Linked DNA regions of Mus musculus: all the other regions are linked to region 3. The links are chromatin loops, found by intact Hi-C in ENCODE. Cell type or tissue: left cerebral cortex. All regions are shown on one strand. Each heading gives the region's core, and the rest is flanking DNA. Links, peaks and the distances in the headings are about the cores only.

Region 1 (4,607 bases), core at 396-4,395, 650 kb after region 3:
AAAACATCATTCTCTGTCATATTCTGATTGGTCAGTAAAGAGCTGATCAGCCTATAGCTGGGCAGGAGAAGGCAGTCAGGACTTCCATGCCCAGAGAAAGCCAAAGAGAGAGAGTCTCAGATGGAAGGAAAGAGTAGCCTTCAGGGACCTGGGAGTCACCATGAGCCATGAATGAAGAAGGAGACCAAGGCAAGACAAGATGGCAGGTAACCCACACATGGCTGAAAAGTAGGCTGGGAAGTAGGCCAGGCCAGCTTAGTCGGGTTAGAATAGATCAGAATCTGCCCTGCTTAGTGCCTGAAGCTTTTTAATAAATGGCACAGGTTCCTGTGTCATTGTTTCAGAGACAGAGTGAGCATAGAAAAGCCTAGTACTTTTACAGTTCCTTCTTCCAAAACGACTTGTGTGGAGTAGACATAACACTAGTCAGCACACCCTCCGTTCTCTACCTTCATCTGCACTCACACTGTTCCTAACACACACAGCAACAGGTACCGTGATAAACTGAAAAGACCACATCTACATTTATACACCATGGATTCCTCCACACACAGTCCTGGCTCACACTAGTCTATCTCCTTCACCATTTACATAAGAACCAATTTGGTTTTCTGCCCGTACTACAAATAATTATTAGGCATTTAATGTTTTCTAGCCAGTACTTTGCTCACCGCTTTTAAAAATAAAAATGAGCAGGCCTTCCAGAGACTTCAACTGAGCACACACAGACAGATACAATAAGGCCAGGCACAAATCCTCACATCAAGGCTGGGCAAAGCAACCCAGTAGGAGGGAGTAAAGTGTTCCAAGAGCAGACAAAAGAGATGGAGACACGCCACTCCCATTGTCAGGGGTCCTCCCGAAACACCAAGCTACACAATGATAACACAGGCAGAGGACCTAGTGCAGACCCAAGCAGGCCGTGATTGCTTCCTTGGTCTCTGTGAATCGCCACGAGCTCTGCTTAGTTAATTACACGGGCTGTGGTCTCCCAGTGCGACCCTGCTGGCTCCCACAACTCCACCCCCTTCCCTTACGTGGGGTTTCCTGAGCTCCAAGGAAGGAACCTGATAGAGAACTCCAGCCTGGGTTCTCTTTGCCTACTCTTTGGCTGCGGGTCTCTGCATCCACTCCCATCGGTTGCCAGAAATAACCTCTCTGACTAGGCACTGATCTGACCCACTCCCCAGCTCATCTGCATCCTAAGACTATCTGTATGCAGACAATCAGGGGGCCTGGGACCGAATGCAAATAGCGACACTTTGACTTCCTTTCCAATTTGTATCCACTTGGTCTCCTATAGTCGTCCAATTGCTCGAGCTAGGACTCCAAATACTATCTTGAATAGATATATATAGAGTGGACAGGCTTGTCTTGCCCCTGATTTTAGTGGAATCACTTTGAGTTTCTCTCCATTTAATTTGATGTTGGCTATAGGCTTGGTTGAAATTGCCTTTATTATGTTTAGGTATGCCTTTTGTGTCCCTAATTTCTCCAAGACTTTTTATTATTAAAAAAAAGTGTTGGATGTTTTAAAAGACCCTTTCTGTATCTAATGAGATTATCTTGGTTTTTTTTCCCCAGTTATTTTATATGGTGAACTACATTTTCTCTTTTTCATATATTGGACAATCTCTGCATCTCTGAAATAAAGCCTATTTGATCATGGTGGATGATCTTTTTGATGTGTTCTTGTATTTGGTTTGCAAGTATTTTATTGAGTATTTTATATGTGTATATAGTGTATCTTAGTTACAACTCCCCTCTCCTCATGTGTGTGTGTGCGCGCACACACACACACACACACACACACACACACACACACTCCTTTTGTTTTGCAGGCCTCTATAGGCATCTTATGTTCTCCAGCTGTTGCTCACTCTGGATAATCCTGCTAGGTTTCTATCATACAGGGTTTCTCTGAGGATGAAGTGAAGGGAAATGGTCTGATTAATAAGAAATGAGCCCATTAGTCTCATCAGAAGGAGATACAAGGAATAGATAGCCCTGGAGAGGAGACCCTGAGCTCTGCTTGTTACATTAGTCAAATATGGAAGGTCAACCGACCCGGTGAGAACAAGAATGTTAATCACAATTTATAGGCTGTTGCTTATTCACAATTGCTGCTTAGCAACAAACAGTGGAGGAATAGGGAAAAGTGATAAAAGATGCTACATTTGGGGAGCAAGAAAAACATGAAGTGCATTATTACTGATGAGTGCAAGCCTGGGACCTGGCTAGGAGAGAGGAGACTAGACAGGAAAGAGAGCTCTTAGGGAAAAGTTGTCCATTGCTGCTAATTCTCCTGCTTCTTGGAAAGTATTAGAACTTCTCTGATTTTTAAGTCCCTATGGAAGATTAAAATTCTTTTTAATGTACAAAATCCCATCACCATTCTCCAAAGGATCCCACTCAATCCCCCGCACTCCCCCACCTAAAACCCCAAACTGGAGCTGGCCAAGGAACACCCGTCCCACGCACCTTTGACCTTGTACTGCCATCTGGTGGCAGTTAATGTAGCCACCTCCATTCTTGCCAGCAGAGAAGGTGTATTGCAGGCTGCCGGTCAGTACCACATGAGAGAGAAGAGTGCAGCTCTAGACAGCCCCAGTCAGGGATCAGTGTGATTATTTGTCCCACTTGTAATTTTCTCATTTTCCCTGTTCTATCCTGTTTCTCATACTCCAATGAGCTGGAACGAGGTAGTTAGGGCTTGGAGGGATGACTCAGTGGGTAGCGCCTAATGACCTGAGTTTGACCCCTGGAACCAACTTGGTGGAAGGAGAGACTTTCACCAACACTTCTAAGTGTTGTGCTCTGAGTTGTACATGTGTGCAGGCTTTTACACAAACACACAAATAAATAAATGTAATTAAAAACTAAAAACAAAACAACAATAACAAAACAACTGTTCATGTCTCTAGTGTCACATGACATAGGGTGACAAAGTAAGGACTTTGAGGGTATGCTAAGGCAGAGGAACATCTGATGTCTCCTAGGAAAGACAGGCGGCAGTCTGGGTACATACTTCATTAGACAGAGTAATTGCTTAGTATGCACGAGGCCCTGGGTTCAACCCACAGCACTGCATAACCCAGGTGTAATGGCAAACACTTTTAATCCCAGAACTCAGGAGGCGAAAGTGGGAGAATCAGAGTCCAAGGTCTACATAATGGGTGAAGGCCAGCTTCAGTGAGGGTCACCTTGTCTCAAATAGAAACGGAGTGGCTTATTCTAAAAAGGAGGAAAGTCAAGGTATTCTCCATCATCACAGCAGGTGAGGGCGAAGTGTTTCTACTAAGTGAGACTGGAGAAAGTGCTCAGGGCCACTTGGGCTCTGATAGTTAAGCCTTTGACTACTGAGTGCTGGGATCAGTCCTATTGAGGGGATAAGGGAACTTGGGGTGAACAGGAACTGGGAGTGTACTCACACAGAGTCAAAAATTGAGCCCCTGAGCTGGTTGCTGGAAATGCAGAGACGAAGGGTGATGACATTTCAGTGTGGTGGTTTTTTTCTCTGTGGGAGGGTTTGGGAGAAGGAGGGCAGGTGGGGTTTCCTAGCTTGTACAGGAGATGAACGGGGTTTGCAGGAGTTACCTCGAGATGTTCTGAAATTACAGATTCAACTGTGTGAGCAGGAGACGACTGTTGATGCCGAAAGTTCAGGTTCTGGTTCTGCAGTGCCCCCAAGCCACCCGTTGTGCAGTGGAGGGGGAGGGGTTTGCCTTGACCTTTGAGACTGCAGACATCACCTAGGAACTACACTGGGGAACAATGCAATCAAGACTACCATGGCTGATTAGAAACTGAAAGAAGAGTCCAAGAAATGAGAGACAGAGAAGCAGTGAACCCTGGTCACAGCAGCTTCCCCTCCCCTTTGGTGTCACGCAGATGTCTAGCCTCCTCAAATCACCATGTGAAAGATCTGGGTTCTGCACAGGTTTGCCATTCACTTTGGGAATACAAACAAAATACACTACTTAAATATGCTTAATTTTTTAAAAGACTTAATTATTTAATATATTCATATACATTGTACACTACAGGTGTCTTCAGACACACCAGAAGAGGGCATCAGATCCCATTACAGATGGTTGTGAGCCACCATGTGGTTGCTGGGATTTGAACTCAGGATGTTTGGAAGAGCAGTCAGTGCTCTTAACCACTGAGCCATCGCTCTAGCCCTGTTTAATTATTCTGAATCCTGTGGTTTCTTTCCATACTCTTTTGTTGTCTTGATGCAATTAAAGTTTTTGTTTTGCTTTCTTTTTTAATTATGTGTGTGACCTCAGAACTGAAATCAGTTTTGACAGCCTGTGGGGTGCTATATCTAAATTTACCTGATCGGTTTGGGGCGTGGTTGCCAATAAGGATGCATTGGTTTAGTTCTGTACTCCATTTTTAAATAGAGTTATTTGGTTCTCTGGAGTCTAACTTCTTGAGTTTTTTGTATATTTTGGATATTAGACGTCTATGGGGTGTAGGATTGGTAAAGATCTTTTCCCAATCTGTAGGTTGCTGTTTTGTCCTGATGACAGTGTCCTTTGCCTTACAGAAGCTTTTCAGTTTTTTGAGGTCCCATTTGTCTGTAGTTGATCTTAGAGTCT
Region 2 (4,607 bases), core at 186-4,185, 310 kb after region 3:
TCCCTTACGCAAAGGACTCCTTCCTTCTATCTCACTGGCGAGATGAGTTCTGTAACCCTTATGCTATAAGTATGTAAGTGTCAGACTGATAAACGTTGTCATCTTGCCTATCACACTATTTGTCTAGATAGTACTACCCAAGGGGGAAAAAATGGTCTTCTAAAAGGCCCCGCTGATGATATACTTGAAAGGACAAAACAAGATAATCATAAGTTTCCAATGCTTCCTACATCACCTCAGAAGGCCTTTCTTAATTTACATTCCTCTTTCAGGAAAACTATCTAAACAAGGAGACACTTTAAAGTTAACTGTATTTCCCCACCCAATCCTACCCCAAATCAACGGCTACATTAAATATTCTTTCAGCACTATTTCAAGTCTTTTCCTCAACCCATTAAGTGACGCAGAGATGCCTGTGACACATGACAAGAAAGGTAAGTCAAGATTCAAAAATAAAATGTATAATCTGCAAGAAAATATTTACTCTAAACAAGGCCAACAGCCACACAAAATGTTCACTAAAGTATAAAAAGCAATATTGCACTGTGTACACCTTACCTATAATTAAATGCATAATTTACACGTAAATCTTTAGGTCCACGTGCCTTTTGTTATTATTTTAATGATGTTTTACCCTCCTGGTAGCTTGTTTTTATTGTGGATGCAGATGCTGCTATTTACAGACTATGTTTTGTAATTTTTCCTTTCTCTATAATCAATTTCAACTGACGTTCCTGAATTCTGGGACAAATGATTCAATTTAATGATTTTTTTTTAAAGCTACACTTTCAAACTGTCATTTCCAAAGAGCCTTTGGAACACACCAATACACCTAACAGTTGTCTTTTCCAAACCGAGATTTACATATTTATTTAGAAAACGTAGACAAAGATGACCTGGGCAGCTCTCTGGAGCAGTCTGTTTAACCATTCTGGGGACCGCCTAATTCTGGGGAGTGGGTAAGAGCCAGGACAGTGGAGGCGACCTCCAGGAGCCCAGCACTTGCCTGACTTCTCCACCAGCTCCCGAACATCTTTCTTCTCCGGCAGCCCGGAGTAGCCCAGCCCTCGACACTCCAGAATGGTCTTCAGCTTCTTGAAGCTCAATGCCACCGGATCCACCAGCTGAGTAGCAAAGATGCCAGTCTCGTACCACACAATGGCCTCAAAAAACCTGGCCAGGACGAACAGGACCAGGAAATACAGGAGCAAGAAAAACAGCTTCAGCCACATCTTCGCCCTCTTGGCGTCGCCAGGAGCCGGGACGCCGTGGACAAGGGAAGGGGATCGAGTGCGGGGCGACAGAGCGCAGCCTGGGCGAGGGCAGCGAGGGCGCGCGGCGGTCACCGGCGGGCCATCCCCGCGGGGAGGCAGGTGGATCGCGGCGTGCGTGCGACTGAGAGCCCCGGCTCTGGCCTTGCGGTCAGGAGCTGAGAAAGGGAGAAGGGGGGACGTTCAAACGCACCCCACCCATCGAGCTGCGGACGGCTGGAAGAGGGCAAGAGCCCACCTGGGGTGACCGGGAGGCAGCTCCGAGGGACTGCGGGCCAGCGGAGGGCGGTTGGGGCCGGACTGAGTGGTCCAGAGGGCGCGGTACTCGGCTGGGCCAGGCCCGGGGCCCGGCGCGCCCAGCGCGGGTTGGAGTGACCGCCGCAGCGCCGCGCCGAACGCCCAGGCTTCAGGCCCCGGCGGCCGCCCAGGCCTGGCGGCAGCTCCAGGTTCCCGCGGGCGGCGCCTATCAGGCCCCGCGGCCCGCGAGGGGGCGTCGCGGCGGCTCCCGCTGAGGAGGAGCGCGAGACGACAGTCGTGAAGGGAGGAAAAAAAGAGGAAAAAGCAAATAACGCTAGGCCCCAACGCGGCTCTCCCGGGCGGCTTCCTGTCAGCTGCGTAGCCGCGCGGTGCCCAGCCCCGTGCGGACGCGCCGCGCCAACCGCGGCCACCGTCCCTGCCGCCTCTGCAGGCCGCGGCCGTCGCCCCCAGAGCACTGGACCCGCTGTAGCCGCGGCCCCAGTCAAGACATAACAACTGACGTCGGCATCGGGGCGGGGTCTCGGCAGGGGCGGGGTTAGAAGCCGCGGGGTGCAAGGGGAGAGAGGGGCTGCGGGAGGCTGGGCTGGGTAAACCTTCCGAGTTACTGTGCTCTCGCGGTCCCAGCCCTCTGATGCGCTGATGTTTAGTCACTGATTTCAGTCCCAGGATTGGACATTGGACCCTGCGACACTGTGCACCTTTGTGCTGAGCGTGAAAAATAAAGGCTGCTAAAAGATGTTCGTTTTTGTTTGTGGTTTTTGTTTTGTTTTGAGACACTGCCTTATTAAATAGTCCTGGCCCGCCTGGAACCGCTCTGAACACCAAGCGGGCCTCAGAATTCAGAGATTGCCTGCCAGGCATGGAAGTGCTGGGATTAAAACCGTGCACCGCCGGGCGTGGTGGCGCACGCCTTTAATCCCAGCACTCGGGAGGCAGAGGCAGGCGGATTTCTGAGTTCGAGGCCAGCTTGGTCTACAGAGTGAGTTCCAGGACAGCCAGGGCTACACAGAGAAACCCTGTCTCGAAAACCCAAAAAAAAAAAAAAAAAAAAAAAAAAAACCGTGCACCACCACACCCACCCAAATCATCAAGATCTGTAAAAATCAGAATCTGTGTTTTAAGTCCAGTCCCTGTCAACCGCGGATGCTTTTGGGTTTTTCTTTTGTTTAGTTTTTTGTTCGGGGTGGGGTGGGGGGGAGGGGTGGCACAGCTGGCTTGAGGTGCTTGAGGTGAAACTCTGAAAACAGATGTTTTTCTACCTTTGCTTTAGAATGCGATTTTCACATGTGTGTTGGAGGAGGTATGGCCAAAAAGAATTTTAGTATGTGATCCAGTTGTGGCTAGTCTCCTAGAGGGTTAAAAAGTAGACAATGAAGGTCTGAGTTGTCAGGACAAAAGTTGTTAGGTGTGGTTAGGTCCAGGTGCAAAGGTCTGTGTGTTTTAGCCAGCCAGAAGAACTCATATAAAATGAGTTTGACAGGCAAGCGTATGGTACCTGGTTCCGTGTTTATTTAACTCTAGCAGGGTCATGTTCTCTCTCTCTCTCTCTCTCTCTCTCTCTCTCTCTCTCTCTCTCTGTCTTTCTCCCTCTCTCTGTCTTTCTCCCCCACTCTGTCTCTCTCTCTCTGTTTCTGTGTGTGTGTGTGTGTGTGTGTGTGTGTGTGTACGCGCGTGTGTGTGCATGTGTGCGTGTGTGTGAGTCTTCTTGATCAGGAAAACAAGTAGGAATTCCAGGTGAAATGTTAGCCAGCAAGGAAAAGCATGAACAACCCTAAACCAGGGGTGAAATTTTTAGGGAGAGAGTGTGACCCTCAATCAGGGAGCAAATGAGCCATGGAAAACAAAGAATGGATCATAAAATGTAGACAAAGGATAGTACCCCTTTATAACGCAGTTAACAAAGGCATCTCGGTGTACAGCTAGTGGAGGAGCTAGGAAGGAAGAAGCCTAGGAGCAGGGTGGGCAGGAATGTACAGCTTCAGACTTACAGAACAGTGTGGTGGTTTTCCAGGGCAGCAGACCACGTGGAGACTGTATTAAACTGTTCCTGCTGACAGACTTGGCTCTGTAATTTCAGCATTCTTGATTTCACAGTATAGCACTGTTATATGGTGGCATTGCTAGTCAAGTCTAAACACATAAATGATATGCCTTGCCTCGAAGGAATGCATTTTAGTAATAATAGACTCTGTCAATACACAGAGGCAATAACAGAAAAGAAGAACAGGTAGGGAAAGCTGGGTGGATGAGCTGAGGATGGAGCCAGACAGGCTAGAGTTTAAAAGTTAAAAAAATCAAATCATGAGAGGGAAGAGGAGAGAGAGGGAGGAAGGGAGGGAGGGAGGGAGAGGGAGAGGGAGAGGGAGAGGGAGAGGGAGAGGGAGAGGGGGAGGGGGAGGGGGAGGGGGAGGGGGAGGGAGAGGGGGAGAGAGATATTAAGAAACAATTTTTAAAATATTTTTTATTACATATTTTCCTCAATTACATTTCCAATGCTATCCCGAAAGTCCCCCATACCCTCCCCCCCACTTCCCTACCCACCCATTCCCATTTTTTTGGCCCTGGCGTTCCCCTGTACTGGGGCATATACAGTTTGTGTGTCCAATGGGCCTCTCTTTCCAGTGATGGCCGACTAGGCCATCTTTTGATACATATGCAGCTAGAGTCAAGAGCTCCGGGGTACTGGTTAGTTCATAATGTTGTTCCACCTATAGGGTTGCAGATCCCTTTAGCTCCTTGGGTACTTTCTTTAGCTCCTCAATTGGGAGCCCTGTGATCCATCCAATAGCTGACTGTGAGCATCCACTTCTGTGTTTGCTAGGCCCCGGCATAGTCTCACAAGAGACAGCTACATCTGGGTCCTTTCGATAAAATCTTGCTAGTGTATGCAGTGGTGTCAGCGTTTGGAAGGTGATTATGGGGTGGATCCCTGAATATGGCAGTCTCTAGATGGTCCATCCTTTCGTCTCAGCTCCAAACTTTGTCTCTGTAACTCCTTCCATGGGTGTTTTGTTCCCAAATCTAAGGAGGGGCATAGTGTCCACACTTCAGTCTTCATTTTTCTTGAGTTTCATGTGT
Region 3 (4,607 bases), core at 281-4,280:
TGAGGTTTCCCAGATCCTGAGGTCAGATAGGACTCACCCAGTACCCAGAACTAATCCACACTGACCGGTTGGAGACATAGCCCAGTGGTAGAATGTCTGTCTAGCATATGTGGGTGGCCCTGGCTTGATCCCAACACTGGAGAAGGGTTGGGGGGGGCAAGAATATATGAGAGAATATGAAATGATCCATCTTGTCCAGGAATGTGAGGAACTCCTCCATCTGAGGTGGTTGTAGCTTCCATCTCAGAGAGAACAGGGATGCTAGGAGCCTAGGCTTATGAAGGGGAATGTTTCTGAGCATCCTGTCTGATTCTCACCAGGGTCTCTAATTTTGTGTGTGACCGGAATCATGACTTTTTCACAATGGACCCGCAGGCCATCAGGTTTAGTAGATAAAGAACCAGAAAGGAATTGAGTGGCTTTTCCCTGAGCCTGTGACTAGTAACTCTCCACCTTTGTCACAGAACACGAGTCACAGGCATGGTCCTTCTGCTGCCAAAGCCCTGTCTATATCCATAATTGGCCACAGTGCTAAGTATATTGTTTCCTGATAACTAAAGAACTGGAGCTGGAGGAATAACTCACCTGGTGAGGCACTTACTGTCCTGGACTCCATGGGGTATGGACTCCATGGGGTAGCTGCACACACACACACACACACGCACGCACGCACGCACGCACGCACGCACGCACACATACACACACAGATCTTGGCAGGTAACTGGTGGTTTGTCCTACCTGTTTGGAGGGAAGTCGTTCTTTCCCCTAAGCACTCAGAAAGTGTTGGGTATCACAAGTAATGTCATTCTCAGGACCCCCAGATCTCTAGTGCAAACACATGTTCTAGCCCACACCCCCAGACACTATGTACCTCCAGGGGCAACTCGCTCCTCCTCGGTGCCTTATACTTGTACATGAACTCCAACAGGTCCTCCTCCTCCTCGTCAGAAAACGCCAGTGGGTTTCGGACCTGGTGGGGCTCCCATGACTTCACACCACCCTCATTCACATCTCCCTCAACCACTTAATGTCCATCTAACAAAGGAGACAAAGGACAGCGAGAAGGGGTCAGTGTGGAAGGGAGCAAGGATGGCAGGAAGGGTGATTAGGTACACAGCACAACAAACCTGTTAGGACAGCCAGGGCCCCCTATCTGAAGAAGCCGTACTGTCTTTAGGGGGGACTCAGGAAAGTGAAGGTATAAGTGGAAGCCTTAGCAGAGTGTACAGAATCAACTGCAGACTCAGAAGCCATTGAACAGCTCCCAGGAGGATAGAAGACACTTCCTTAACTCTGAGACTTGCCATGCCCTGTTCTTAGATCTGTGACTGGACAATGGAAGAGTGGACAACAGAAATAGCCTTCTCTGAAGACAAGAACTGTGCCTCCGAGGGGTGATGCTTTCTAACTCGTACACACAGGAGATGCTGACAGTGCAGTACCCTTGTCTATGCAGCACCAGGCATCCTGGAAGAGACAGTATGTAAAATGTAGGCCTAGAGACCTAATGGATGCAGATTTTTCATTTCAAAATACCTGGTGCTAGATAGAAGAGGACCCTCATAAAGATGCAAAATCTGAATGTATCTCCCACCCCACCCCCATGCGACAGCAAGATTCTTACTTCAGTGAAACTTGAATGAGCTATAGGCAAAGCTCCAGAATTAAGTTGGCCCATTGAATGCAGCCATGTCATTGAGCCAGAATGTCCTAGCTTAGGCAGAATGCAAATTACTTTCTGCTATACCCAGTTTATCTCGAATCCACGGACACATGGTTCTATTCTTGGTCTGTTATCTTCATCCAGAACATAGTTCTATTCTTGGTATGTTGTCTTCATCCAGAGTTACAGAAGATAGAGCTAGAGGGTCCACAACTCATCCGATTCCACCACTCTGACGTCTACATACAGACTCCTGAGCTCTTGTTGGGACACCCTGCTACTGCTTCTAAAATCCTATTCAGGCGCAGAACGGGCTAGTTGCTGTGTAACAGTAGTCCTTGTGGAATTAACTAAAAGCTGCAACTAAGAGTGTTTCGTGTTTCCAGTTTCCAGTGCTCCATAGCAGCCAGCAGAGGGCAGCATGAGCCCATAGCTGCTGTCAGCCGGCCTTATAGGGCTGAGCCGTGGGTGGAGAGCCATCTGCTCAGGCTGTGTGAGCCTTGTCAGCCTGACATCATAAATTTGCCTTGATTTTTTTTTCTTTCTTTCTTCACTTTGTGCCTCTCGCAGACTGTTTACTCCGAGTATAGTTGCTTTCTTGTCCTTCCCTGCCTAAATCAGCTTGTTGAACTTGAGAGCAGTAATGCCACCTTTCTTGAACACTCTGGTCTTCCAAAGTTGCCTGAGCCCCAGATAATGCCTAGAATCTATACCCTGCAGCTCCTGCCATATGCCCTGGTTCTCTTGTGGGCCACAGTGTCTCAGCAGAAAACATCCTGAGTTGTGGGGCTGTGGCTGCTCATCCCTTGTCCTCTGAGTGTCTGAGGAAGGCCTGGGCACTCAGCTGGTCCGGATCATCTAGTGATCTCAATGGAAGCCTGTTGTCATTTTAGACAGTTCAGCTCTGCTCCACACTGGAGCATGGCTCTCACTAACCAGGACATCCCTCTAGACACAGATTCCTCCTGTCTGGAAAGAAGAATAAGGTCCAGACCTAGTTAGGACCCAAGGCTCTCAGGCCAAAGTAAAAATGCAGAAGCATCCTGGCTAGCTCCACCCCTCAAAAACCTACATCTTCAGGATGAGTTCATCCTAGCTGAGTTTAGACCTCTGAACAGGTGTGTGCTGTTCCCTTAAATGAAGAGTTTTCCCCTGCCAGTTGTTATGATAACCCAGAGACACCGCAGGATCCTTGGGTATATAATTCCTCAGTCTGCCCACCAGAATGTCCTGAGGCTGAGCATCTAAACCACACACTAACCACAATGATAACCACCTCATAGGTGGGCATGCATGCCAGTACCCCTAACTCTGGGAAACGGAGGCAGAAATTTTCTTTGGGTTAGCCTGGGCCACAAAGTGAGTTCCAGGCTAGTCTCGGCTCCAGTGTGGAGACCCTGTCTCAGACACAAAAGCAAAATAAAACGAAGAAAGAAACAAAAATCAGGGCCCATCTCGGCACTGAAACTCTTAACAGGGCTTTGTGCATGCTTCCCACTGCAACCTTGAACAAGAAGCGTAGTTTGAAAAGAAGTAGTTCTGTGACTCCCAGGAGTGGCGATCATTACAGATATCTAGGCAGGAGTAGAAGCCTGGCCTGATCTGGGCAGAGGCTGGGAGCACAGGAGGCCAGTGTGGGTGGCTGGGAGACAGAAAGAGAGACACAGAACCCTGCCTAAAAACACCCCAATTGTTAGGATGGTCCTGTGTGTCTGCCAAGTGTGCTGTTGGTATTTACTATCTTTTTTTTTTTTTTTTAAGATTTATTTATTATCGTATCCAAGTAATCTGTAGCTGTCTTCAGACGCACCAAAAGAGGGCATCAGATCTCATTACGGATGGTTGTGAGCCACCATGTGGTTGCTGGGATTTGAACTCAGGATCTTTGGAAGAGCAGTCAGTGCTCTTAACCACTCTCTTAACCATCTCTCAAGCCCCGGTATTTACTGTCTTATCTTTACTTTTCTGAATGATGGAAATCAAATCCAGGCCATTGCACATGCCGGGCAGATGCTCTACCACTCAGCCAAGTCCCTAGTCCCTTGTTTGTATAATCTGCCTCACTCTTGGGATAGCCATGCCTCTGAGTGCCAATGCACCATGGACGCTGGTTAACTGTATTTCCCTCTTCAGGGTGTGAGGAATGACCAGGCAGCATGCATTTACAATTTTCTCCTGATCCTATCTTCCTTTCTTCTCACTTCCCACTTTCACTTTCTTACTTTGGCTCACTGTTTCTCACACACACACACACACACACACACATGCATGCACACATACAGATACACATATGCATACATACATTCATACATACGTGCATACACACATATACTTTTTGGAACAAGCAGCAGAGTAAATAAGAAATAAGTCACACTGGATTTGTCCACACTGAGGAGTGGTACTAATCTGATAATCAAGGACAAGTGACTGGGCAGGAAACTACAGAGTGTATCTGTAGATTTGCATAGACTTGTGATCTAATATGTCCTCTGCCCAATGGCTAAGACTCCAAGACCCTGAGAACTTGTGTGGATATATGCTCTCCCATAAGAGGTCCTCCCAACCCTTTAGCAAAGGTACCCCAAGCCTGGAGCTCACTGAACTGTCATGGTTGGGTCAAGGTCGATGGTTTCTACTTAAAGACAGGGGTCCCTGTTGTCTTCCACAATCGGGCACCTGCATGTGTTAGTGTCGGCTCAGCACTGGAGGATAGAAAGGAGGGGCTGGGTAGTCTCAGTCCTTTAAAGACCTGAACAGATCTGCCAGCCCTAGGCGCTGAGCCACCCACCCACAGTGCAGCACGACACCCAGGTTAGCATACATCCCACACGGCACACATTAGTGATGCAAGGCAGCAGATGTGCTGACGGGACATGCCTGTCTGAACACTTACATCCAGGATCCCAGCAGTCACCAAGGAGGAAGAAAAGAACAACCTGTTAGA
Region 4 (4,607 bases), core at 457-4,456, 640 kb after region 3:
GTCAGTCAGCAGTGGACAGTCAGTCAGCAGTGGATAGTCAGTCACCAGTGGACAGTCAGCAGTGGATAGTCAGTCAGCAGTGGATAGTCACCAGCAGATAGTCAGCAGTGAATAGTCACCAGTGGATAGTCAGTCAGCAGTGGATAGTCAGCAGTGGATAGTCAGTCACCAGTGGACAGTCAGCAGTGGATAGTCAGTCAGCAGTGAATAGTCAGCAGTGGATAGTGAGTCAGCAGTGGATAGTCACCAGTGGACAGTCAACAGTGGATAGTCAGCAGTGGACAGTCAGCAGTGTATAGTCAGTCAGCAGTGGATAGTCACCAGTGGACAGTCAGCAGTGGATAGTCAGTCAGCAGTGGACAGTCAGCAGTGGATAGTCAGTCAGCAGTGGATAGTCACCAGTGGACAGTCAGCAGTGGATAGTCAGTCAGCAGTGGATAGTCAGCAGTGGACAGTCAGCAGTGGATAGTCAGTCAGCAGTGGACAGTCAGCAGTGGATAGTCAGTCAGCAGTGGATAGTCAGTCAGCAGTGGACAGTCAGTCAGCAGTGGATAGTCAGTCACCAGTGGACAGTCAGCAGTGGATAGTCAGTCAGCAGTGGACAGTCAGTCAGCAGTGGATAGTCAGTCACCAGTGGACAGTCAGCAGTGGATAGTCAGTCAGCAGTGGACAGTCAGCAGTGGATAGTCAGTCAGCAGTGGATAGTCAGTCAGCAGTGGACAGTCAGCAGTGGATAGTCAGTCAGCAGTGGATAGTCAGTCAGCAGTGGATAGTCAGTCAGCAGTGGACAGTCAGCAGTGGATAGTCAGTCAGCAGTGGATAGTCAGCAGTGGACAGTCAGCAGTGGATAGTCAGTCAGCAGTGGACAGTCAGCAGTGGATAGTCAGTCAGCAGTGGACAGTCAGCAGTGGATAGTCAGTCAGCAGTGGACAGTCAGTCAGCAGTGGATAGTCAGTCACCAGTGGACAGTCAGCAGTGGATAGTCAGTCAGAAGTGGATAGTCAGCAGTGGTGCTTTCCTCCTTGCCCCACCCTGCAGGGATAATCAGCGCCAGGGCAAGGGAAAGAGACAGGAAGAATGAGAGCAAGTCAATCATACTGATCAAGCTCTGAAAACTTTATTCAGGAGTGGCAATATAAGCATAAGCAAGAGGAAGCTCCAAGGGAGGGGGGAAGACCCCGGGGGCTCTCTGAAGGTCAAGTGGCAATCTGCAGCTCCTGGAACCAACGGTCACAGTGTCCTCTTTACCCACAAACATTCTTACTGTTATGACCATAAATGTTCTCTCAGGATTGTTTATGTAAGCTAGAAAATATTCACAAGGGCCATGACTGAGGTCATGGCTCCTGTCACCTCTTCCTGGGAATTAATTATGCAGCTTCCTAATTTCCCTATTGCTTCCTATTCCACTGAAATATATTTGCAATTCAACATTAGTTATTACGTTTGTGTTTACACAGATGTGTGCATGCCTACATCTGCAGTGTGTGTGTGTGTGTGTGTGTGTGCGCGTGCGTAAGTGTGCACATATGGAGACCAGAGCTGGTGACAAGTGTGCTTCTCACCACTCTCCATTTACTTCTTTTGAGACAGGATCTCTCAGTAAATCTGGAGCTCCCACTTTTGGCCAGACTGGCTGGCTGTGCACTCCTGGACTTTCCTTGTCTGCCTGTCCAGCACTAAGGTTACAGAAATAAGCCACTACACTCAGCTTTTATGCTGTGCTGGGGATCTGAACTCAGGGCTTTCCTGCTGGCAGAGCAAGCACTTTTCCCACTGAGCCATTGTCTCTCTCCAGCCCCAGGAACAATCGAATGCTTTTAAACAGCATCTTTGTAATTTTTTTGTACTTCATTTTTGGGGGGCAACAATGGATCACTCTTTAGTAGCAAATCTTCACTCATTGAACTACAAAGCAAAGAAAGTCCCCAAGAAAGACTGGAATTCAGTGGCTTTCAGGATTGGCGAGGTGGTTCACTGGGTACAGGCATTTGCTGCCCAGCTTGACAACCTGAGTGGGATCCCAGGATCCACTGGTGGAGAAAATACCTGATTTCCATGAGTCCTCCTTTGGCTCCCACACACATTTTATGACACACACACAGACACACACACACACGCACACTACACACACACACACATACCACACACATGTGTACACACACACACACACACACACACACACACACACACAGGGTTCGTGCTGGCATTTAACTGTAAGTTCAGCACTATAGAGTCTAAGGTCAGACCAGGTTGGGTTGGACTCCAGAGTGATACTGTCTCAGTCTCTGTGTGCAGACAGACGGCTGTCTGGTCACTTTGCAGAGACAGAGATGGTATTCTGGTGACAAGAAACTTAATCTTTATCTACTACAATGTTGTGTTCAGTTTTAAATAATTCAAGCGTTTTGGGATGTCATAGCCAATAAAATTTCTAGTACACTTTGAAGTTTTTTTCTGTTTCTTCTCTGCTGGGTTTATCTCAGGCACTATTTTGAGAACGACTACACAGTTCTACACGAATTTCATCATCTCCAATTGACTCACCAAAACCAGTTCCCAGGCTGGCCATGAAACACCTGTTGCCAGCATAATTGGCTATGTGATGCCATCTAGTGTCAGTAAATGTAACCACTTCCATTTATTTCAGAACACAAAACAAGAAGGTACATTCCAGATGTCAGTATCAAGCTACAGAAAAGAGCACACTACACGTGACACTACGTTTGGTAGGATGTGCTTGTGCTAAGAGCTAAGGCAGTCAGTCAGGGTCCCATGTGCCCCAACCTTCTTCAAACTCTTCTGCATAGCCAAGAATGATCTTGAGCTTCTAGTTCTCCACCTCCAGAGTGTGCATTACAGGTGTGCCCCAGCACACCCAGTCTATGATATGCCGGGTTCCATGTACACTAGACAAGAACTCTACCCACTGAACTACACCTCCAAGTCTCTTCTGCTATTTTAATCTCCCATTCATTACCTGTAAGTCCAGCAACCTTACTGATTTCTAAAGCAAGAGGAACACTAATACGTCTGGTCAGTGACTCCACTTTGTCTTTTTCGTCTTGACATAACCAGAACAAGATCAAAACTAACACTGAAAGACTCCGAGAGGAGCCCCTCGCTCAGGCCTCAGGACAATAGCGGACACCCAAGAACTCACGACAGACCGAGCTTGTTGCAAACCACATGAGGCTTTATTCGGGGAAAGCCAGAGCTCTGGGGACGACTCATATCCCACGCAGGGGCAGAGGAGTCGACCTCGAGAGAAAAGAGTTCCCAGTTTTTATAGGCCCTCAGGGGGGAAAGGAGAAGGGGGAGATTAGGGGATTTCCAGATCTAAACAATGTCTATTCTCAAGAAATGGGTATGGGAGGGGTACAAGGAAAGAGTCTAATGAAGGTGCAGCAATGGGCACACACCTGGTCAGAACATTGGCAGACACACAGGTTCAAGGAGTGGCCAGAGCATTGTGCACCTCTATTTTTCTAAATCAGTGAAGCTAGTTCTGCTAACACTGACGTCTATCTTGCCAATTTCAGGGCTTCTGTGTCCTTTTACATTCTGCGAGGATCTTTCAACACCTTGCATTGAATTAGCCACATTCAGAATCAAGATTTCTTAAGCAGGAGGCTTCCTTTCCTCACAGGCCTGCCTTGGCTGTAACTGGTTAAAAAGACATCAGCTTTGGGCAGGCCTTCCATACTTGGGCCCCTCTTGTTTTCACCTGAAGTCTTTCCTTTGTCAGCCTCTTTTGCTTTCTTTGCTGACTTCTGCCAAAACATCTCACAGCCATGGTCACACTGGCCATTCCAGACCATCATACTGGTGTCCTCGCCGTCAGCTTTCCCTGTAAAAGGAATGGGGGAGATGGCCTGATAATAAGAAATAAGAGCCGGGCGGTGGTGGCGCACGCCTTTAATCCCAGCACTTGGGAGGCAGAGGCAGGAAGATTTCTGAGTTCGAGGCCAGCCTGTTCTACAAAGTGAGTTCCAGGACAGCTTGGGCTACACAGAGAAACCCTGTCTTGAAACAAACAAACAAACAAAAACAACAAAAACACCCCAGAAAGAAAGAAAGAAAGAAAGAAAGAAAGAAAGAAAGAAAGAAAGAAAGAAAGAAAGAAAGAAAGAAAGAAAGAAAGGAAGGAAGGAAGGAAGGAAGGAAGGAAGGAAGAAAGAAAGGAAGAAAGAAAGAAGGAAAAAGAACACTTGGAACTGAGACCCCAGCAACATTTCTTATGTCATGCTAATGTCAGCAGGATGTGTGTCAGGGGGGAGAGTCCAACCTACCCTGTGATTCTAACATAGTCCAACATTTTATAAACTTCAGACTGTCACTGCTTACATTCTATTTAACAACTCAAACCAGGGTATTGGGCAAAAGCACTTTTAAAAGTTAAGAGAAATTTAAGTACAGCTTAATGTGTGTGCTCTTGGAATGAGGCTAAGAGACATAGTTGGTATAGGTTGTTCTTGAGAGGCTGCTCTGTGCACACGAAGCAGTTGCTTCAGGCAAGCGGGGGTAGGGCGGAAGGCTAATACCTCCCCTTGGGCTTATATTCTCTGACTCTGTTTATCCAGATCCCAAACCTAGGTCCTCTTTCT
Region 5 (4,607 bases), core at 427-4,426, 520 kb after region 3:
AGGCAAGCATCTTTACCTACTGAACCATCTTGCCAGCCACTAAAACTTAGTTTTTTGTTGTTTTCTTTTTTGAGACAGGGTCTCTCTACAGAGCCCTGGTTGTCCTGGAACTATGTAGACCAGGCTGGCTTCAAACTCACCAAGACCATTTGCTTCTGTCTCCCAAATGCTGGGATTAAAGGTGTATGCCACTACACCCAATAAGTATTGTATTTTAAACACCCCCAAAAAAGTTTTTTAAAGAATGGATTCGTGTTCTCCCTTCTGGTTTCTCAGTCTTACATAGTCTTGCAGGAGCCCCTCTTACCAGTCCACTTCCATCCACTAGGGACCTCTTGATGCTAACCTAGGATCTACCTCATTCTATTCTGCCACTTGCCCATTTCAAACATTCCTTCTAGTATATCTCCATTCCCTTTTGATACCTAATGACCTGCAGAAACACTCTCTAATTAGGGACTCCCCCTCCACCACCACAGTGGTCACAGTAGGTTGGGTTCTCAGACCAGTGCATTGTTCTACTCTCCTCAGAGAAGCTGCTTCTTATAGTAGATGAGTATCAACAGACACCTAAAGCTGGACAATGTGTAGAGCATGACAATCTTTGAAGAACTCAGCCCTAAATAAAATGCCTTCATTAAACTCAGGGATCAATATAGAAGAGAAGACAGATCGTAAGAGTCAGAAGTGATGGATGACTCCAAGGAAATAGTGTTTGCTAAACACAGCAGGACTGATGCACATTATGAATTCAGACTGTGGATCTGTACAAGATCTGTATAGCTTCAAGCCAGACAGGGTCTTAACACAAAGCCTCATCCCTAACCAAGAAGCTATGTGTAATTGATACCTGCTGGAAAATAAAAAATTAGTCTTCTCCAATTAAGTGTCACTAAGCATATCAACGACACTCCAGGGCAGTCCTATAATCAGGAGTACACACACACACACACACACACACACACACACACACACACACACACACACAGAGGTCATGCTGTTTTGGCATTTTTTTGTCTCGTGTGTGTGTGTGTGTGTGTGTGTGTGTGTGTGAAAGAGAAAGAAAAAGAGAGAGAGAGAGCACACATGAAGTTGGGTAGTTAGGGAAGGGAAGATCTGGGAGAGGTTGGGGAAAGGGAAGAAGAACATGGTCAAAATATAATTTTAGTAAAAATTTTAAATGCATTCTAACAATGGTGAGATGCCTGATAATAAAGATCTGAGTTTGATTAACTCACATGGTAGAAGAGAACTGATTCCTGTTGAATTCTCTGTAACTTTCACATGCTCACACCATGGCATGTACCCCCTTTGGCCCCCCAATTATGATGTTGGTTCAGTGGGTCTGTTTGTCACACAATTACAAAGACCCAGAGTTCAGATCCCCCAAACGCACGTAAAGGCAGGTACTCTAGCACATTTCCATAATATATTAATCAAGACAGCTGTAACTATAATGAGAGTTCCACCCCAGCCAGAATGTCTAACATTAAGAAAACAATACATGCTACCAAGGACTTTGGGTGTGTGGGAGTTATGCACTACCAATAGGAATATAAAATTGACCAGACACTATGGAAATGTGTATGAAGGCTCCTCAAACAATCTGAAAATAGAACTACTGCATAGCCCAGCTTTACTAGTTATGGGTATAAACCTTTACCATTCAAGTAAACATACACAATTTATTATAGCACTATTCATTATAGCTAGGTTACAGAATCAAGTTATTCAAACATATGGATAAAGAAAATGTGGTATACACTATACAACAGAATTTTATTCAGCCACTTAAAAAAATGATGAAATTATGTTGTTTGTTAGAGATCAAGTGAAATAAGCCAGGCTCTTAGGTAAATATTGTTTTTTTTTCTTAGTTGTAGATCTTAGATTGAACATATGAAGGCACATAAACACACAAAATCTTTTAAAATATACGTTTCTGGCCATTATTAGGCAAAACATTGCTATGTGAATAACTTCACGTAAAACAAAAACAAAACAACCCTTAAGTGCTTAAATGTGGGCTGGAGAGATGGTTCAGCGGTTAAGAGCACTGACTGCTCTTCCAGGGGTCATGAGTTCAATTCCCAGCAACCACATGGTGGCTCACAGCAATTGGTAATGGGATGTGATGCCCTCTTCTGGTGTTTCTGAAGAGAGCAATGGTGTACTCATACACATAAAATAAATCAATCTTTAAAAATAAAAAAAGTGCTTAAATGTGTGGGGCTACAAGATGACATCACTTTGCTGTTGCTGGAATGATGCCATAGGTGGATTTCAGCCATCACAGAACATGAGGAAGTGAGCCAGTGACTCAGAGCAAAGACAAAGAAAGATGCACGGGTCCTTTCTATTCACATTATGAATATGTGCTAACAGCTTTGCTTTTTTTTTTTTAACCTCCAAACTCCTTGTAAGAGAGGATCTAACAGAAAATAATCTCTGAATAAGTGAAACTGTCCACATGGTAATAACTGAAATGTTGATACAGGGAAAACAGAGAAGTTAGCATTTTGTGAATAGTCATGAATTATTTTTTTAATTTTATTGGAAGTTATTTTTTCTTTCTAAATTGAGTATTACTTTACAATCTTGTAAAAGCTAACTAAAAAATTTCAACAAGCTCAAATATCAAAATAACATTTTGATTACCTGATACTTTTCTATAGAATTAGAATAAACACAGATGCCTTCTTTTATCTAATTCTCACAAATATGGCAAAAAGGGCATTCTGTGGGTTTAAGAAACAGTGATCAAAGTGACTTGCCCAATGATTAATGGCAGAGTTGAGATCTGAATCCAAGTCCTCTCAATCGGAAGCCAAGGAATAACTATAATTAGAGTACTTGAATCTCAATCACATATAAACCAAGATGTAGTTTCAAACAAATTACCAGTGGATAAAACTAGATGATGTGGCTGGTAAGATGGTTTAGTGGGTAAAGGGCACCTATGGCCAAGCCCAGTGACCTGTGTCTGATAACTGGGACCAACATGAATGGTGAGAACTGACTCCAAGTTGTCCCCTGACCTTCACTCAGTGCTGTGGCAGGTATAAACCTACACACACACACACACACACACACACACACGTGTATGTGGGAATTACTTAGATGAGATCTAAACAGTACAACTGACTTTTATGACTCATTAAAACAAATGTACTTAGTACTTTTGCATCCAAGATGGCAGAGCTAAAGAGATCAAGTTTCTCCAGGTCTCTGAACATTAAGAGACGAGAGTAGAAAAGATGATTATGTATTGATAGTATTATTAATGGCTACCTACCCCCTCTCTCCATGACACCAGTATACAGGAAAGATACAGAATGGAAGCCACACCATATTAAAGAATGAACACTGAACAGGACCTCAGACTTAAGGTACTGGAATACCTACCTGCCCACACTTATGTCTAGCTGAGAGTCACAACTACTCAGGTCAGTATCTTCATCTATGATCTAGAGGCAAGACCACTAGACAGTTCACAGTGAACTGAAGCCTCTTTATAAAGGGTTGTCGAAGGTAAAACTACTGTATATCACTTTTACTGCAGTAAATGCCACTGATGCAAAACAAACAAACAAAAACTCCTTTTGATACAGATTTATCATTTCCTGAATGTCTCTTCTAGTTACTGTATGAACATGGTAGCTAAATTACTAGGGACTTACGTTGCTGTGTGAATTCAGTCTAAGAGGTGGGGGGAGGGGGCAGAAATGAGTTTCAGAGTTAGAAACCTATTTCCCCAAATATGTCAGCTTATTATTTCTTTTCTGAGCCCACATCTTCACGCACTAAAAGGGCAATACCACCAACCACAAAGGGTTCTTAAAACAATTAAACAAAATGGCATGGATGAAATTTATCTGCTATATTTCAAAGCTTGCAAAAGATAGTCTCTTATTTCCAGCCTATCTCATAATTTAAAAAAATCTTTTATTAAACAGCAGCACTCCACAGATGCCTTTTAAAAAAACCTGTCTGCATTCATTCCTGATATCTACAGAGAAAATTAAAAACACTGGAGGTTGTATTTTCAATCTTCATTTAGCAATACCATTTCAAACACCACCTCGAATTTTAAAACTGCTTACAAGGCTATAGTTACAGCATTTTGCTCATAAGAAACCCCATTATAATAGGAAAACATCTAGTAAGCTTAATATTTAATATGGTAATCTTTCAAGCTTAAAAAAGTTTGTTTATTGTGTATGTATCTGGTGTATGTGCCAGAGGAGGCATGTGGAAGTCAGGGGTAACTAACTAGAGTCAGTTCTTTCTCCTTCTACTATTGGGTCACAGAGATTGAATTCAGGCTCTTGGACTTAGAAGTGGCCATCTCTCAGGCCTTATAGCCTCAAATTTGTAATCCTCTTTCCCTCAGCCTCATAAGTACCTGGAATTATAGATGTGTGACATCACACCTCAACTTAACATTTTTCTGTGGTCCAGAAAATATCTCTGTAAATGAGAAGGTTCCTGAGAACTGATGATGGAAGTGATCTGGGTCACAATATTGAAATATGGACTAAGACACTGAACCTAGGCATTTTTTGGTAGTGAACAATCTCAAAAAAAAAAAATACAGTCAATTTTCT
Region 6 (4,607 bases), core at 436-4,435, 59 kb after region 3:
ATGGAGAAAGCTGACTTGATTTCAGCTTCCATGCTGAGATAATCAGGATATGGTGATGTCAGAGAGCCCAGGTGTAACAAAGCAAAGACTCACAAAAACTATGGTGCATCTTCAAGGCCCGCTGAGTTCCGAGAGTCTCAGATACATTAGGAGGATGCTTCTGTGAGACTCTGGCCTTTCCCACCCCTCCACGGGGAATGCCCTCGCTCACTAGCAGCACCAGAAACTTCTGCGGGGTGGAGTTGCTCACTCTGAGCACAGAGCTTCAGGTTCCCATGGCACAGAAAGCCACCTGGGCCTCCGTTGCCGTGGTCCCAACCCTCCAGGTTCTACTAACCCATGAAGGCCTTCCAATAGGCTGGGGGAAGAAACAGGAAAACAGCAGCCCTTGCGCCCTGCGTATCTGGGTCTCTAGATATTCATCTGCTGAATGTTTACTACACAGGAGAAATGGCAAAGTTACCAACAAACATAATTTCTAGTCTTCATCGAAGTCAGGTATCATTACTGGTTTTCTCTGAAGACAGGTGAAGAAACTAAAGTTTAGTGAATTTAGATCATTTAGTTTCACACTTAGACAGGGCGCCAAGCTCCAGCCCAGCAGTATGAGTCCACTGCCTGTCTCCTCACACCATGATACTCCGCCCTCCTGATACTGTGTAGCTCGGTGCCTGCAAACGGTCCCTGAGTGGAAGGCATAGAAGTAAAGGAGGGAGAGAGTGGGGCTGGAGAGCTAGCTCATTGGTTAAGAGTGCTGGCTGCTCTTGAACAGGATATAGGTTTGGTCTCCAACACCCATACCAGGTGGTTGACAATCTGTAACTAGTTTGAGGGCGTCTGACATCCTCTTCTGGCTTCCTCTGGCACATGCATTTATCTGGTGCACACATACTTAGGCAGGCACACACACACACACACACACACACACACACACACACACGAGTGTGCGCGTGCGCAAGCAAATCTTTAAAAAAATCAGAGAGAATGTGGCCACCTATCTTTTAGCTATCTTGTCTAACACAAGTCTTCTTTGGCCCCATGTTAAATATCGATTTCCTGGCACTGCACAGAGGTATGACTACAGGCCCTAAGCACATGGAGGGTCACCCAAGCAGGTCAGGCTTTCTCAGCCTGAGCCAATCTTGGCAGAACAGAAAGAGGACATGTCCTTCTTTCTTACCTTGGTGTGTGCTTCTGCCAGCCTGCAAGCAGCCCTCCTTCCCAAACTGTTCCAAGTTCCTGTTACTGTTCTCTGCAGTTCTTCACTGACTAATGGACACACACTTCTCCCTAGGCTAGCCCTGTCACACACCATGTTCTACCATCTGCTCCTTTGATCCAGGTGACAACCTCTAAGATGCTAACATTGCTGGGGTTCCTTTCCCACGTACAAAGGAAAACTGGAGTTTCAGAGTGAGGGGGAGCTGCTAAGACCCTCCCCCAGCCCTGTAACACTGAAACCCAGGACTCAACTCCAAAGCCTATCTAGCCTCTCTGAGAACAGAGGGTTTTATTGCATTGTGTCTAAAGAAAAGAAAAGAAAAAAGAAGAAAACACACATCTAAATTGGATTATGGAAATGCTCTCAATCCAATTTAGGATAACAGAAGACCCAGAAATCTGATGTAAGTAGGAAACTGACAGTTGTGTGAATTCTTAATTAGCTCTGTTAAACTCTGATCTAACCCACGCAACTCCTGCTCAAGTTTCTGAATCTTTTTTTTTTCCATTTTTGTTTTGAAATCTAAATTGTAGGGAGTTCCATTTTTAAGACGCTTACTTGTTTGTGGGTAGAAAGAAGCTAGGCTTGGACATCAGACCTAAGTTTGAATCCAGCTCCACTAGCTATGAGACTGGGAACGAGGCTCTTCACTGTTTTGCATCTGTTTCCTTGACTACAATGGGCAAGAACAACGACGTACAAGAGCCGCTGTAAGCTAAAGAAGGAGGCTGTAGGAAAAGACTTAATATCAAAAACAAATTGCGTATGACTCACAATTGCTAGTTTCTTTCTCTATTTATTTCCTCTCAGAAATAGTAACTTCAAATGCCAGTTTGTTTGGTTTTTTTTTAAACCACAAACCCTTTTCATTCAACAACCAAGTACTTATTGGGAAATGGTTGGGGAAATGGTGCAGTGGGTAAAAGTGCTTGTCATCTAAGCATGACAACTTGAGCTCCATCCCTGGAACCCACACACAAGGCTGGATATGGTGGTGCGTGTGTGCAGTCCCAGCACTCCTCCTGAGAGATGGGCTAGAAGCACAGGGCCAGGTAGCCCATGGTACACAGTGCAGGAAGGAGAGAACTGACTTGGCAAAGTTATCCTCTGACCTCCACAAAAGCACTATGGCATGCGTGTACTACATGTGCGAGTGACACACACACACACATGCACACACAAACACACACACATACCTGTACAAATACATAATGCTTATATATATATTACATATATATATAAGAAAAAATAAGCAATTACTGTGTGCCCTGGGTCTCCTGGCAGGGAAAACAACCAGCAAACAGATAATTATGTAAATAACTGATTAATAAAAGTCAGCATGGTGAGTCCCGACAGTCCTGTTTCTGTTTGCTTAGCGTTTTGGTCAGGGTCTCAGGCTGCAGCCCACAGTGGCTGTGGATTCACAGCAGTGCTCCTATCTTGGCCACTTGGATGCTGGGATTGCCAACATGATGAGTCACCACACACTCTTGGGTCTACTTTGAAGAAAAGAACACATTCTTTTTGAGTGACAGCTCTGTGGCTACCTAGATCCCAGCCCATTTCCCTTCTCAGATGCGAGAGTCAGAGATGACTCCTGGTTGGGAGGAAAGGGGTCATCTGCTAAAAGGACCGTGCTTCTTTACTCCAGGGGACTTCTTCTAGAGCCCCCGATTGGTACACGTTTGGGGAAAGGGAAGAACCCATCGAATCTTTTCTGTATCACTAAGGAAGGGGAGGGAGAACGTTCAGGGAGCTCTCTAAACTGGACTTGTGAGCTTCAAGCCAGCAGATGCCTGTGGGGCTTCCTGAGTATTTATCTGCTCTGCATTTATCTGGTCTTCATAGCATATGCATGACACGCAGCAGGTGCTCAGGTCTAACCACCTTTGAGGTCTGCATCCTCAGCACAAGCCAGTCTGAAGGACTGACTTTCAAGGACAGCCATGGAACAAGACAAACCTTACGGATGTCCACCACAGGTGATACCAGACAATGATACAGCAGTCGTGTAAAGGAGCTTCTAACACAGAAGGCAACTAAGACTTCAGTAGGTTATTCATCACTCACATATTCATTCATCCATCAGACAAGCCAGTCCTCACTCTATCATGGTCAACACAAGGTCATTCGATGCTAAGTGGGTGAGCTGGCTTCAAACAATCTGCCTGACTTCAAAATGCTCTTTCCAATCCCATTTGATACTTCCAAAAGAGTGAAGTCTCAGGCTGGGTTAGCAGTGAGGCAAACCCATCTAAAGACCTAGAGCAATGGTTCGAGTGCCTTCTCCATCCCTAGGCTCTGAGCTCTCTGAGTGCTCAGCTATCGGCACTGCCAGTGCTGGGCATGGACAGGCAACATGCAGTGTGGATGAGATACAAACATACCAGGCAGCATGGAAGAAGCCAGCTCAGAAGACCACATGGTATAGGTCAATTTCTAATGTGTTTTCATACTGAAAAGGCAAAGACACCAAAATGGAAATCATACAATGTGCCAAAGACTGGGAACGGACTGGGCTAAAGTTGTCTTTTGGAAGTCAAATACTTTCTCTTTCTTTATAGTGCATGGCAGCTTAATGACTGTATGCATTTGTTGAAGCTCATGGAACTATACAGGGAAATTTAAAAAAAAATAAGGTTCATTCCACTATGCACAAATTACACTCCATTTTTCAAAGGTAAAGGAACAAGGATAAGCAGGAGACTTCAGCTCCAGCAGCACGGGGTCTAGGAGCAGGTCTCAGCAGTATGTTCACCAAAATGTTTCTGACCTAGGGATGGAAATATAGCTCAGTGGTAGAGCAACTGCTTACCATGGGTGAAGCTCTAGTTTCAATATCTAGTACTGCCACCAAACAAACAAATAAACAAACAACAACAAATGTTAATGCCTTAACACACACACAGACACACAGACACACACAGACACACACAGACACACACACACACAGACACACACAGACACACACAGACACACACACACAGACACACACACACACACACACACACACAGGAGTCATACACATGTACATTGAAAAGAAAAATTTAGGCCCCAGAAAATATAGCTCATGAATCTCTGAGTGTAAGTAGACTAAGGAAGAATGTATCTTCCCAAGAATAGTCGGGTTCATGTGGGATCTTGCAGAAGGGCAGAGAGGTGACCAGAGTGGGACCATCATGGATGACAGGGGAAGTTCTCCTCATGAACCGTTAGCACATGGCCATTAGGAAGGAATTCGCTGCAAACTTGTTGTAACCAATTGTAAGCCTGTGGTTAGCATCTACTCGACAGCCAGCCCACATCTTCTGCCGGGTGCTCTTCCACCACAGCAAGTCATTCTAGGCAGACAGAAGGGGAGGTGAGCATCCTGAGTGCACATAAC
Region 7 (4,607 bases), core at 269-4,268, 190 kb after region 3:
TATATAAGAAACTTTTTTTCTGAAGTAGAAAAAGAAGACATTAAATAATTGGCCTTGTGTAGACTTTTAATTTGATACATTAAAAATAACTGAATTTTCTAGCTGCTGTATATATGTCCTGGTTCCATATGATAATGTTTGAGCAAAAGGCACTGTTCATTATGCAGTAAGAAGCAGGGGTCCTGAGCATGCAGGGAACGTGTAGGATTGCATTTTTCTGAGTGTGTAAGATACTTTTCTCAACCCCAGCTCACAGAAACCTTTCCAAAATTTTCTATCACAACAATTTTCTTTTTTCTGGCTGATTGCCATACCAACAACCTGTACCGTTTTTAGGGTGATAAGAAATAAGAGAGATCTAGATGCTACTTTTCCTACTGTTTTTCAGATGTCATAAGCAGAACTTACCAGAAGAACTTTCTTCCTGTCTAAACACAAAACCTGAAGTACCGAGAACAAAACCAGATGTCTGCAAAGAAGGATTACTTTCTTCAAAATCTTCTCAGGTTGGAGCTGGAGACTTGAAAATTCTGAGTGAGCCCAAAGGTAGCTGTATCCAGCCTAAAACAAACACTGATCAGGAGAGCAGACTGGAGTCTGCTCCACAGCCAGTCACTGGCCTTCCAAAGGAGTGCTTGCCTGCAAAGACTTCCTCTAAGGCAGAACTGGACATTGCCACCACTCCTGAACTGCAGAAGCATCTAGAACATGCAGCTTCCACATCCGATGACCTTTCAGATAAGCCAGAAGTGAAAGCAGGTGTCACTAGCCTTAATAGTTGTGCAGAAAAGAAGGTCGAACCTTCACATTTAGGTTCCCAGTCACAGAATTTAAAGGAAACTTCAGTAAAAGTAGATAATGAAAGCTGTTGTACAAGAAGCAGTAATAAAACCCAGACTCGTAAGTGTTTCACATCTCAATTGGTAAATGATATGTTTCTTCCCTGTGATAAAAATATGAGAATGACTAGAAATTTCCCCCTGCGGGCTGGTATACATTTTTATTAACATTTTAATGCTGCAGGGACTCCATACTCTGACTTAAAATGGGTTAAATCTTTTTTTTGGTGATTTCTTTGTCTTCATATTGTTGCTGTCTTTGTACCTGTGCTCTCACACAGGTAGTTCAAGTATATGTCGTTATGTTGTGTCATCCCTACCCCCTGTGTTCAACACTGAGCAGTTTGTAAGGTTAGGCCTTGGCGTACTCAGTTTTCAACCTAAGTGCTCTTAGTGCAGAGAAGATGGTACACCATGGTTCCTACTTCCAAGTTGAACTTTCCTAATCCAAAAGTTCATAACTGTTTTAAATTCAGAAACTGTTTGAGCCACCAACAAGATACCCCAAGTGGAAAAGTGGACTCTGACTTCAAGTGGTAGAGTTGTACTAGCCGTGTAGGCACACTAAGAAACATGTGAATTGTGTTTGGTCTTGGGTCCCATCCCAAGCCATCTCAATTAAGTATATGCAGTAGTCAAGCCCCAAGCCAGCAAATTGCCAGCACTAGTCATAAGCATTTTGGGTAAGGATTATTCACCGTATACTGTCAGTAGATGTCCATTCTAATAAGGGCATCGTAATCAGAAGTGCTGCTACTATGATTAGAAGATCAAAAGGACCGCAGCACGTCAGAAGGTCCAGAGCTCTTACAGGAAGGTAACCTTTGACACCTGACTTGTTACTACTTAAAAACGTCAGTGTGGATTTTATAAAGTTATTTAAACCCTTGAAATGAACAACAAACTCCATTCAGAAAAAAGCAAAACAACTACAGTGTCAGCGAGGTGGCTCAGTTGGGTAAAGATGTCTGCTGCCAAGCCTGATGACCCAGAAGCCACATGTTGGTGGGAGACTGATTCCCTTGTTGTCCTTTGAGCTCTAGGTGTGCTGAGATGCATGACAGCACAACCAGACCCACACTAATGTGAGAGGCTTCTGACAGCAGAAGGCAGAATGGTTAGGTTGACTGGTGAATCTTTTTTGTCTAGTGTTGGTTAAAATAGAGAAATCCTTTGCCTAGGGATTCTTCCAACCCAGCTTTGTCATTCTTGAGGTTCAGGTTAGATAGAGCAGTTAGTTTGCATAAAGTTAATTACGTAAAATACATAGTTTCTTAGGAGTTATGTAATTCCCAAGAGAAAGTGAATATTCATAACCACGTATCTGTTCTATTTATGCTTTTTGAGTCATCAGTCCTCACAGCTCGTTTTTGAAGCAAGTCATTTTAGTTTCTGTGAAGAGGCAGTGAAAATCCTAGTTGAGTAAACACGTGGCAGGTACCTGAGTAGGCTGCGGAGTTGAGCTTTATCTCTGCAGTGCAGCTGCCCCTTACTTATCTGGACTAGAATGGGGTCAGCAGCCAACTAGGATCGCTGCGTTGTGCCCACTGCAGTTACCTGTGGAAACAGAAAGACTCTGGAAAAGGATTCTGTTCCCTTGCTTTGCTTAGGGGCTGCAAAGGCAAAAGCCACCTACAATCAAGTACCTGTCTTTGTGTTCAGTTTGGCACCTCAGAAATGTGCTTTGGCACCGGGCAGTGGTGGCGCACGCCTTTAATCCCGGCACTTGGGAGGCAGAGGCAGGTGGATTTCTGAGTTCGAAGCCAGCCTGGTCTACAGAGTGAGTTCCAAGACAGCCAGGGCTGTCTCTAAAAACCAAAACAAAAAAGACAAAAAAAAAAAAAAAAAACCCAGAAATGTGCTTTGGCGCTTTTTCTCTTCTCTCTACCTAAGAGATTGCTGTCCTTATTAAGCTCCATTTGGACAGTTTAATGTAATGACCTGTCCTTTTAAGCCAGGTCAAATAAAATAAGCTTTGGATTTCACCCACCTATATATAATATGTGGATACCTGGCCAACTCTAAAAAGATGGTGTCTTTCAGTATCTGAGTAATTAAAATTGTATCACTGCTTCTATTTTTTTGTGTTACAGGATATTTGATTATTGTATGTAGAAAACCTAATTGTAAAATATAAAAAGCTTAGTTAGTCTGATACAGTTGGGTGTGTCCCAGAGAGAAGCAATTTGGGTGTGCCTCTAAAAGTCTTCATAGAAAAGAATGCTAAAGAATGGAAATTTCCTGCCTATTTTAAGGCAAATTGCTTGGGGGAACTTAGGGAGAGTTCTGGTCTTTATGACTGGAGGCAAAAATTTGCTGGATGGCCTGGAGCTGCCCCTCCTTATAGGTGAAATGGTTTGGCCCCTACTGCCTTGGCTTAGAGCCCCCTCTCTCACCCACCCCCCACCCCACCATAAAGGTGACTCAGTCCAGCCTGCCAAGGGTGTAGGGGAGGAGCTAGAGACTTCTTTTGTAACAGTTGGACCTTTGAGATCTTTCTGGCCTTGGCTCTCCCTCTATGTTTTGGGGGGACTGGAAGAACATCATGGAAGGAGCTCCTGGTAAGAAACAGCCATTGGTCGGGGCACAAGGTGAAGCAGTCTGCTAGGAAAGAGCTAAGGAGGCCTCTCAGGTTTGAAGGAACTTAAGAGAAAGACTGACTCCATAGAATGACACAGATAGGAAGATTTCTAAAGAGCTAGCAGCTTAGTTGTAGTTGTAGCATCAGGCTTGTAATTAGATATTTTGTATATAGTTAAGAAAGTTATCTCGATGAACTATCATGTTTTTAATCTTAAAGACACCTGTGTTTTAATTAGTATAAATATTAGTTAAACTGTTACATACTACAATTTTTCCCTCTTTTGCTCTCTTTCACTCATAATATAAATGTTCATTGGAGTGAGGACTGACAGCATTGTTTAGCACTTTATAGTGTGCTTTTGTTTTGAGTTTATTTTTGTCTAAGAACTCATATACCCCAACTCCTTCTGGACCCCTAGGGAAGGTCTTTTTCTGTGAGACACTTCCGAAGTCTCTTGGGGTATGGATGTTCTCCTGCGTTATTTGGGTGACCACAGTAACTGATTCTCTTTGTTGCTGTGACAGTTCTACCTTTTCCTTTAGAAACTACATTAACATTCCCTTTTATAATTCTTATGCCAATTACCATTGACACAACATAGAACCTGAGTTTACTTAGGGTTTTGTTTTTTTGTTTTTTTGTTTGTTTTTTGAGACAGGGTTTCTCTGTATAGCCCTGGCTGTCCTGGAACTCACTTTGTGAACCAGGCTGGCCTCAAACTCAGAAATCCGCCTGCCTCTGCCTCCCAAGTGCTGGGATTAAAGGCGTGTGCCACCACGCCCGGCTAGGGTTTTGTTTTTAACCAGTGCTCTTAATCCTATAAAAGGAGGTTGCACATGCACCAAGGGTAAGGCAGGTGATCCCTCGGGAAGGCATTTATAAAATAGCTTTTACTTTGTGGACTAGGAGGAAAACAATTAGGTTCTTATTTTGAATAGCTTTTGATAAGGTTGTTTTATGAAAAATATTTTAACTAGTTTTTTGAGCATGCAGATGGATCAACAGAGCTGTCTTTTGCAGAGGCAGGCCTGTGGGCGTAACCGAACCCTGCAGTGACTGTACTGAGTTTGATTTAGAGGAGGTCTCCTGGCAGGTTGCTTTCAACTAGCCTGTAGTTGTAAATCTGGCTGTTGAATTTGGTGGTTTGGTTGGCCACATTTTTGTTGTTTGTTTCTTTGTTTACA

What was found. Hi-C counts contacts between places; a loop is a spot of excess contacts. Peaks named below come from ENCODE experiments on the same cell type or tissue, not always from the same donor. Only the 100,000 strongest peaks of a DNase experiment are listed, where the experiment ranks them.
Region 1: a loop joins it to region 3, with 4 times the contacts of the local background. A loop is called at or near these places in 27 of 42 quality-filtered maps.
Region 2: it touches region 3 in a loop (2.8-fold over the local background); 8 of 42 quality-filtered maps call a loop at or near these places.
Region 4: it touches region 3 in a loop (8-fold over the local background); 24 of 42 quality-filtered maps call a loop at or near these places.
Region 5: a loop joins it to region 3, with 2.8 times the contacts of the local background. A loop is called at or near these places in 6 of 42 quality-filtered maps.
Region 6: a loop joins it to region 3, with 2.8 times the contacts of the local background. A loop is called at or near these places in 2 of 42 quality-filtered maps.
Region 7: it touches region 3 in a loop (4-fold over the local background); 18 of 42 quality-filtered maps call a loop at or near these places.

What each region holds. Positions count from the first base shown.
Region 1 is chr6:71,147,661-71,152,267 of GRCm38, reverse strand. It overlaps Gm30391 (a long non-coding RNA gene), which reads right to left and starts at 3,679. Exons shown (of 3, transcript XR_377755.1): 1 at 3,598-3,679. In left cerebral cortex, for the core only: a CTCF peak has its summit at 2,506 (motif pointing left); a DNase peak (open chromatin) is centred at 2,493.
Region 2 is chr6:71,491,288-71,495,894 of GRCm38, reverse strand. Rnf103 (ring finger protein 103) reads right to left here and starts at 2,018. Exons shown (of 4, transcript NM_009543.3): 1 at 1,007-2,018. The coding sequence starts at 1,232. In left cerebral cortex, for the core only: a CTCF peak has its summit at 1,796; DNase peaks (open chromatin) are centred at 1,143 and 1,978; H3K4me3 peaks cover 2,281 bases; H3K27ac peaks cover 1,987 bases.
Region 3 is chr6:71,801,759-71,806,365 of GRCm38, reverse strand. All of the region lies in intron 6 of Reep1 (receptor accessory protein 1), which reads right to left. Among named protein-coding and RNA genes, the nearest start is that of Mrpl35, 20 kb to the left of the region's middle. In left cerebral cortex, for the core only: a CTCF peak has its summit at 2,078 (motif pointing right); a DNase peak (open chromatin) is centred at 2,126; H3K27ac peaks cover 2,289 bases.
Region 4 is chr6:71,164,954-71,169,560 of GRCm38, reverse strand. No RefSeq gene overlaps it. Among named protein-coding and RNA genes, the nearest start is that of Gm38827, 13 kb to the right of the region's middle. In left cerebral cortex, for the core only: a CTCF peak has its summit at 2,617 (motif pointing left); a DNase peak (open chromatin) is centred at 2,595.
Region 5 is chr6:71,277,317-71,281,923 of GRCm38, reverse strand. All of the region lies in intron 1 of Krcc1 (lysine-rich coiled-coil 1), which reads right to left. Among named protein-coding and RNA genes, the nearest start is that of Krcc1, 7.9 kb to the right of the region's middle. In left cerebral cortex, for the core only: a CTCF peak has its summit at 2,165 (motif pointing left); no DNase peak of the experiment used is centred there.
Region 6 is chr6:71,743,241-71,747,847 of GRCm38, reverse strand. The region is part of intron 1 of Reep1 (receptor accessory protein 1); the gene reads right to left. Among named protein-coding and RNA genes, the nearest start is that of Reep1, 38 kb to the right of the region's middle. In left cerebral cortex, for the core only: no CTCF peak of the experiment used is centred there; DNase peaks (open chromatin) are centred at 823, 1,284, 1,758 and 2,699; H3K27ac peaks cover 1,814 bases.
Region 7 is chr6:71,607,798-71,612,404 of GRCm38, reverse strand. Kdm3a (lysine (K)-specific demethylase 3A) reads left to right here. Exons shown (of 27, transcript NM_001038695.3): 11 at 389-900. Among named protein-coding and RNA genes, the nearest start is that of Kdm3a, 23 kb to the left of the region's middle. In left cerebral cortex, for the core only: no CTCF peak of the experiment used is centred there; a DNase peak (open chromatin) is centred at 2,225; H3K27ac peaks cover 1,735 bases.